Linked DNA regions of Homo sapiens: region 1 is linked to region 2. A link is an interaction called in ENCODE POLR2A ChIA-PET data of the cell type or tissue named here. Cell type or tissue: GM12878. All regions are shown on one strand. Region 1 overlaps GRM5 (glutamate metabotropic receptor 5). Region 2 overlaps LOC101929174 (a long non-coding RNA gene).

Region 1 (4,000 bases), 180 kb before region 2:
GAGAAGAGCTTATAAGCATGAAGACTGTAGGTTTCTTAACTCATCTATGAAATATTTAATGATTAATTCACAATTAGCCTAACAGAAGATATTCAAAAATATGTTAAGGATCCCTTTGTAAGGAAGTGAATGACCACCAATAATTTATTATTCTATCAATATTCTTTTAATTTGAGCTGTCGAGCAGTATTTTGCTTGAGCAATCCAATTCACAAAGAAGCACAAAATACTTTGCATTGAAACATTGAGCATCATTTGGCCATTGGTACTTCTAAGGTATTTTCTTGGTAAAATTAAGTCTACTCAATCTAGCTTGGTCTGATGATTTACCTCCTTTAACAAAGTCTCTAAGTTCTTTTCCTCTCTTCTTTATGCCTACATCTAAAATTACTTGTGTACGTATTTCTTATTTCCTTCCTTCTCCTACTGTTAGGTAAATTCTAACAGGTGGGGCCTGCAGATTACTTATCTTTACATCTGTAGTGCAAAGTCCATTACCTAGGATTTAATAAATGCTCAACTAATGTCCGTTAAATAGGTAATCCATTAAATTCATTTTGCTTGATGTAATAAGCCATTTTTCTTCAAATACTAGATACTTTAAACATTTTAGAAGGGAAAAAAAATTAAGAGGAAGGCCTCTGCCCCAGGATCAATAATGATGTTGACTTTGTTGCATTTTATTTTATTTTATACTACTTTTGAAACAGCAGGAAAATAAACTAAAAAGAGTGTGACTGTACTGAGATAAACAAGTCTTATTATAGTAACTCCCTTTATCATAGCCTACTGGATACCAGGAAGGTGGATGAAGTGGTGTTATACCAGGCTCCAGTTTAATTAGGGAAAAGGTAATAAAACCTTAAGAGCTCTGGGCCCCTGCAAGCTCTACAGGTGGTTATTCTCTACTGATGAGGCTTGTGACTTTCATGAAGTCAGTTAAGTAAATCTAGCTTCCTCATCTGGCAAATGGAAATAACAGTTCTTTTTTAAAAACCTTACAGAATCGAACCAATGAGTAAAAGAGGTTATTTCTGTGAAATCATGTTAGCTCAAAAAACTGTCATTGAGATACAAGAACTCATCTTGATGCACCACGTAGAAGAGTAATATTGGGAATCTCATCACTTATTTTAGATGAAATATCTGGTATCTTCAAAGCGCGGTGAACTGCCAATTATAATACAAAAATAATGGCGGCATCCCAATACTGACAGTAAAACTTCAGCTTAATGTTTACAGAAACTTTTAATATCCAAAGAACATGTCTTCTCTCCTCTGTTATTGCCAATGTCTAACAACATCCAGAATGGTATCACTCAATGAGGGCTTGCTCAAGATAATAATTAGCTTAAAAACTTGATAATGGAAGGCAACACATTATAATGGCTGAAGTGTGGGTTCTAAACTTAGATTCCCTGTATTCAAAATCCAGCCCAACCACTTATTTAATTAACTAATCTTTGATTAATTTGCTTAACCTCTATAATCTTAGGTTTCTTCATCAGTAAAATGGAAATGATAACAAAGCCTCTGGCCCAGGGCTGTTGCCTGGATACAATTTAGGTAAAGTTCTAGCATAGTGTCTGACACATGGTAAGCACTGAATAGATTCTAATGTGTTGATTGATATTCATCTTTTTCTAAGATGCTAGAAATTGCACACCTTTACCATTGACTATTAAATGTGACATATTCAGTTTAATAGGCAATGTGAAAGAATGGGTTACATGTGGTTTAACCAAAAAGTAACAACGTCATCCCTGATGTTGTCCATATGCCATCACATTCATCTAATAAGTATCACAGGTTGGTCATTGCATTGAGAAGCAGGAACCCCCATTTTGGCACAGAGTGACCATCTCCACAGTCACGGCCGTTCCTCAGCCTGGCAGTTAAGCACACAATCACGTCTTTCTGTTTGCTCCTGTCCTTGTTCATGCTCACCAGGTACAAAGACAGGAGACTGGCCCAGCACAAGTCGGAAATAGAGTGTTTCACCCCCAAAGGGAGTATGGGGAATGGTGGGAGAGCAACAATGAGCAGGTAAGCAAACTATGAGTGGCCTGAGGTGGTGTGAAATAAATGTATGCAAGCTAGAGGAACATGTGGCTCCCTGGTCTGGGTCCTCACTCAACTGTGCAACTCATACAGTGTGTCCAACCCAGGCTACTACTGGTTTTCTATGTGTGTTTGATTTGCAAAACCTATGACACCCTCATGTGTAGTAATGGGAGCCTCCTGTCCCAGATGCTGCTGTTTCCCAGGGTTGTGCGCTTTGCATGTCTGAAGCCTTAGCTCACAGTCAGTCCTCCTCTGGGTTTTAACTTATTGGTCAAACGGTTCTGGAGTTTGCAAAGTGGAAGAGATTGGAGGAAACTCATATTTCAGGGCTATCCAATCACTTAATAAAACAAATACAAAGCTTAGAACTGGTTTTAAGGAAAGGATTACTATTGAAGGAAGACTCCAGCCCCTGATCCTGGACAAGCCTGGAAATTAATATACCTTACTTTGAATGTAACATCATCTCACAGCCAAGGGCAAATGCCTTGCCAAACTAGTGGACTGTAGAGACAAGTGGCTTTTCTCAAACTGAAATCAGGAAAGCTAATCCTCCTCTAGCTACCATAGCTTTGCATCTCCTTTGCTTCCTTGTGTTTGGTGATGAACATTCTCTGTCGCTGTGCTGTGCATGTTCTTTTATACTAGGCACTCCTGATTGAGTTGTACCTAGTAAACCGGAGTATTTGGAAGTATAAGCATTAACTAAGCTGTGTTGCATGAAATAAACGTGCTTTATTGCATGGGATTTGGTTTTAAGAAAAGGGCCCTGGGGCCGGGCGCATTGGCTCACGCCTGTAATCCCAACACTTTGGGAGGCCAAGGCGGGTGGATCAGCTGAGGTCAGGAGTTCAAGAACAGCCTAGCCAATGTGGTGAAACCCCGTCTCTACTAAAAACACAAAAATTAGCCGGGCATGGTGGCACACGCTTGTAATTCCAGCTACTCAGGAGACTGAGGCCAGAGGACTGCTTGAACCCAGGAGGCAGAGGTTGCAGTGAGTTGATAACATGCCATTGCACTCCAACCTGGGCAACGAGAGTGAAAACTGTCTCAAAAAAAAAAAAAAAAAAAAAGAAAGAAAGAAAGAAAGAAAGAAAAAGAAAAAAGAAAAGAAAAGGGCCCTGGAGACAAAGTCAAGATTGACATTAAACAGTTCCAGAATGTTGAAGGAGCCTTGAGTTGAGGAGTCACTTGCCATGACTTAACTCTTCACTTCTAATTTGTTGTGACATTTCTCAATCCATCTGTGGTGTAGAGGTATGGAAGGAAAACTTTTGCAAATCATCCTGGATTAGAGAAAAGGAAAAATTCAATAAGTAGAGTATGTGCATATGCATGTCCATGTGCTGAGAGCAGAGCTTGAGACCTAATTGCATAACAAGAAGATAATCCTGTTGAAATTTCACCACAAACATTTTGTTTGCTTCCTCAGTGGTGGGCTCCTTCCTATTTTCAAAATAATAACTACATTTTTCCAAGGCCCACCATATTGCACAACTGCTGGTGGACTATTCATATTGCAGTCTATGAAAATGGTGCCCAGAACTGTTCAGCATACAGTTTGAGCAATCATTCACAACAGTCCTGGCCAAGGGCTTGGCCAACTTTGTCTATGGTTCTCAGAGACAAGGCAATGATAGTGTGTGTACATGTGTAGGCATATATGTGTGTACTTTGGTGTATCTGATGGCCTTATGCCTACAATCCCTTTATACAGCTATCTTTGGATCTCAGTGCATCTGCAAAATGAGTCTCAGAGGATCATTTTGTGGAAGTGACTCAACAGAATGCTATTGGGGCTCCTATTTTCCTTCCACTTAGATATAACAAAGTAGCATAATTCATATCCTTGAAAATTAGGCAAACAGCACCAGAGTAAGCTGGACAAGGTTAAAGTGACTTCACCAAATGAGTGCTCAAGGGCTCTTCCCAG
Region 2 (4,000 bases):
GCCAAGAGCTGGAGGCTGCAGTGGACTATGCCACTGCACTCCAACCTAGGCAACAGAATGAGACTGTCTCTAATAAAAATAAAAAATAAAGTGGAAAAGTCATGTATTAATGAGCCTGATTTCTGCAACTGATTATGCAAATACAATATTTTAAATATCCGCCTGTCATTACTTGGGTAAGTTATCTGATTCTTGGAAAAGAAATGAAATCTCTCAACTGGGAGAAACTGATAGTTTTGACCTTTAAACCTGCCATCCTTAGACCAGCTGCTGGCCTGGCTTTGCTCTCTTCATGCCAAGACTCTCTACAGTTTTGCTTGTTTAAAATTTGCTTTGTTTGACTTCATGTTTCCCTCTAAGCAATAGCCTATAAGGAGAAGAGGAGTCAAGTCACACTGCAAAACTGTGAAGATAAACCCTTTGACGTAGGGTTTAACATCCTATTGCCCAACACATGTTTATAACTTGAATTGAAGTTAGCAAGCTAAATATATGTAAAGTCATCCAGGGTCAACTTTCACAGCTTCCAAACTAATCCACACTAGCATGTTGATGTAACATCCCTGATGCTACTAGGGCTCACCAGATCCCTTGTGCTGGATAAATATCTCTGAAAATGAAGTCCTTGTGCTAGATGAATATCTCCAAAGGTGAACAGTATGAGGTAAGAAATATAACTTGGCTCGGCACAGTGCCTCACGCCTGTAATCCCAGCACTTTGGGTGGCCGAGGTGGGTGGATCACTTGAGGTCAGGAGTTTGAGACCAGCCTGGTCAACACGGCAAAACCCCATCTCTACTAAAAATACAAAAATTAGCCAGGCATGGTGGTGGGCGCCTGTAGTTCCAGCTACCCAGGAGGCTGAGGCAGGAGAATGGCTTGAATCCGGGAGGCAGACGCTACAACTGAGATCACACTACTGCACTCCAGCCTGGGTGATAGAGCGAGACTGTTTCAAAAAAAAAAAAAAGAAGAAATATAAAATTTATAATCATCTATTGACACAAACGCTTGGCAAAGAAAAATTTGCTCCCAATAAACCTGACTCTTTTGTTGTTGTTGTTGTTAAAGTTAAACCTGGAGAGTAAGTAGTTTCCATCAACATTAAATAAATATTATTGAGCACCTATTATGTGCTAGGGATATAACAGTGAATAAGACAGACAAGGCTCAAGCTGCGTAGAGTTTATATTCCAGTGAAGCAGATACATAATACACAAGAAATTCCAACAATTACAGGCAATTTTAAGTGTTACCTGGAAATAAATAGCGTGATGAAAAATAAAAATGAACTTAAGCTCCTCAACAGACTGAATGGACCCTTTCTTGGCCAAGGGTATCCCAGAGAAACCTTGAAAACTGAGTTACCAGCCACAGTGGGATGGGAAGTTGGACATGCCTCGTTAAGCCCCCTTGCTTCCTAACCACCATTAAACTTTCTTTCCTAAGGGTTAAAGCAAGCTTGTCCAACTCACAGCCCATGGGCCACATGCAGCACAGGACGGCTTTGAATACGGCCCAACACAAATTTGTAAACTTTCTTAAAACATTATGAGATTTAAGTTTTGTGTGTGTCTTTCTCTCTCTTTCTTTTTCTTTCTTTCCTTCCCTTTCTCTTTCTTTCTTTCTTTCTTTCTTTCTTTCTTTCTTTCTTTCTTTCTTTCTTTCTCATCAGCCGTTGTTAGTGTTAGTGTATTTCTTTTTTTTTTTTTTTTTGAGGCAGAGTCTTGCTCTGTCGCCCAGACTGGAATGCATCCAAGTAGCTGGGACTACAGGCACCCACCAATACACCCAGCTAATTTTTTGTATTTTTTAGTAGAGACAGGGTTTCACCATCTTAGGCAGGATGGTCTCGATCTCCTGACCTCGTGATCCGCCCGCCTCGGCCTCCCAAAGTGCTGGGATTACAGGCATGAGCCACCGCACCCGGCCAGTGTTAGTGTATTTCATGCATAGCCAAAGACAATTCTTCTCCCAATGTGGCCCAGTGAAGCCAAAAGATTGGATAACCCTGAGTTAAACAGAAACCAGCCCTTTGGAAATACTTGCTCCATCAGTAGTATCAACCAATGCCTGATGCTGCCCCTTTGTTTTGCTGTTTCAACAAGACAGCCAACCAGCATTCCTTCCTGATGAGAGACCACCGACCATGGAGTGGTTCTGGAAGTCTACAGGAAGATGAGTAGTGAGGGTTTTTGTGTCCTCTGCTTCACCTTTTGATATGAGAAGGCCAAAAACTCCACCCTCAGATGGTGATAATGCCCCATTTTTTGCACATGGGTCCCACAGAGAGGCATGGAGCAAAATTGCACATGCACGTATTTCTCCTTTCATGAATATTCATGACTCCTCCTATAGCTTATTGAATATGTATATTTGTCCACCTCATTCAGTATAAATCCCTGTCTTATACTTTTCACTCTCAAAATATCTGTTTCTGGCTTCTGGCCAGAGGCTACACTTCGTGGCCTGTCAGAATGGCCACCCTGCAGGCTGCAACCCTTTATAAGAAACAAAGCTCTCTTTTCTGTATTAACTTTCTCATTTTTCAGTTGACAGTGATAAAAGTGAATAGCTGGAAAAGGCCACCATAGATATTATGGTTAGTGGAGGCCTTTCTGAGAAGGTAAAATATTTATCAGTGAGAATTTCACAAACAGTGAGAATGAGCAGTTTTTTGAAAAATGATGTGAATTATTTCAGGCAGAGAAAAATAGCAAAGTGAAAAGGTAATGAAGAGGGAAGTCTAGAGGGTTTGAGGATCAAAGAGAAAGCAGGTTCCTGGGAGAGTGAACAACTAGAGGATCAAAGGGATAGATGGGGCCAATGATGCAGGGTCTTGTGGGATTTTATTCAAACATGATAAAAAGGTAGCCTACTGAGGAGTATTAAGCAAGGGAATTAATGATTCACATTTAAATTAAAAAAAGCAAAGTGGTGATGGTAGACTCAGTCGGACTCACTGATCAGATACGGGGTGGGAGACAGGAGAGGGAAGAGCCAAGGAAGGCGCTTAGGTTCCTGGCTTGTGCATTGAATTCAATGAAAAGAAAATGAAATTAGAAAGTAATTGCTATAGTCCAGCAAGAAATTATGGCATATTGGACCAGAGTGGTATTGGTGGAAACAGATCAAAGTGGACACATTCATGAAGTTTGTCCTTGTCTCTTCAGCGTTGCTCTTACTGGTGTGGTCTATGGGATACTCCTCATCTATTAGCAAACAATAAGGCTTCTGAAAATTTTCATTTCAAAAACTTGGTTTATTTAACAGAAATAGTGAAGTGAGAATGGGATCACACAGTAGAGACTATCTCAGTAATTCACAGTTCCACAGGTGACTCAACATGCATCATGTGGATAGTTCATTTGTAAAATCTTTGTTTTTCTTGATTTCATATTTGTCTGCATCAATGATTAGACAAAATCTCATTCTCTTAACTCCACTCTAACAATTGGACTTAAAGCCAGAAGTCTTGTTGATTATCAGCTTTGTATTCACCAGTTGTATTTTTATTAAAAAGTCATTTATCGCTTCTGAGCCTCAGTTTCCTTATTTGTAAAATGGGAGTAATAATATCTGGAAGATGACTCTCAGGTTGACATAAAATGTGAATGTACTATGCAGCTGATAATAAGCTATTCAAATACAAAGCATAATGATTATTTTTCTAATGTTATAAACTCTTATTCCATCACATTAAAAAATGTTCCCCTATTATTTTTTACATATCTTAACTGAATAAACCTAGAATATTCAGATGCCTGATATACAAAAGTAACACTAGTGAGCCACAATTTGTAAGGGCTATGCTTTCTGTGGTTTCTCCATTCTTGCAGTTGTGTCGTAGTCATCCAACCACATTCTCTGCCCATCCCTCTTTGCCTTATGACAAAGGGCACATATTTTTGAGATAGCTGTCAGTGAGAGATCTCACAGTGGAAAATTATTACAGTGAAGAGGTTTTCAGAGTGTGCTCCAAGGACCTATGGGGATCCTT

The links. Peaks named below come from ENCODE experiments on the same cell type or tissue, not always from the same donor. Only the 100,000 strongest peaks of a DNase experiment are listed, where the experiment ranks them.
Region 1: POLR2A ChIA-PET joins it to region 2 with 6 read pairs; 8 of 35 experiments call an interaction of 5 or more read pairs at or near these places.

The regions. Positions count from the first base shown.
Region 1 is chr11:88,523,355-88,527,354 of GRCh38, reverse strand. GRM5 (glutamate metabotropic receptor 5) reads left to right here. Exons shown (of 10, transcript NM_001143831.3): 9 at 1,951-2,046. GRM5-AS1 (GRM5 antisense RNA 1) reads right to left here. Exons shown (of 6, transcript NR_049724.1): 6 at 3,301-3,353. Among named protein-coding and RNA genes, the nearest start is that of GRM5-AS1, 21 kb to the right of the region's middle. In GM12878, no CTCF peak of the experiment used is centred here; no DNase peak of the experiment used is centred here.
Region 2 is chr11:88,345,477-88,349,476 of GRCh38, reverse strand. The region is part of intron 1 of LOC101929174 (a long non-coding RNA gene); the gene reads right to left. Among named protein-coding and RNA genes, the nearest start is that of CTSC, 9.7 kb to the right of the region's middle. In GM12878, no CTCF peak of the experiment used is centred here; no DNase peak of the experiment used is centred here; H3K27ac peaks cover 222 bases.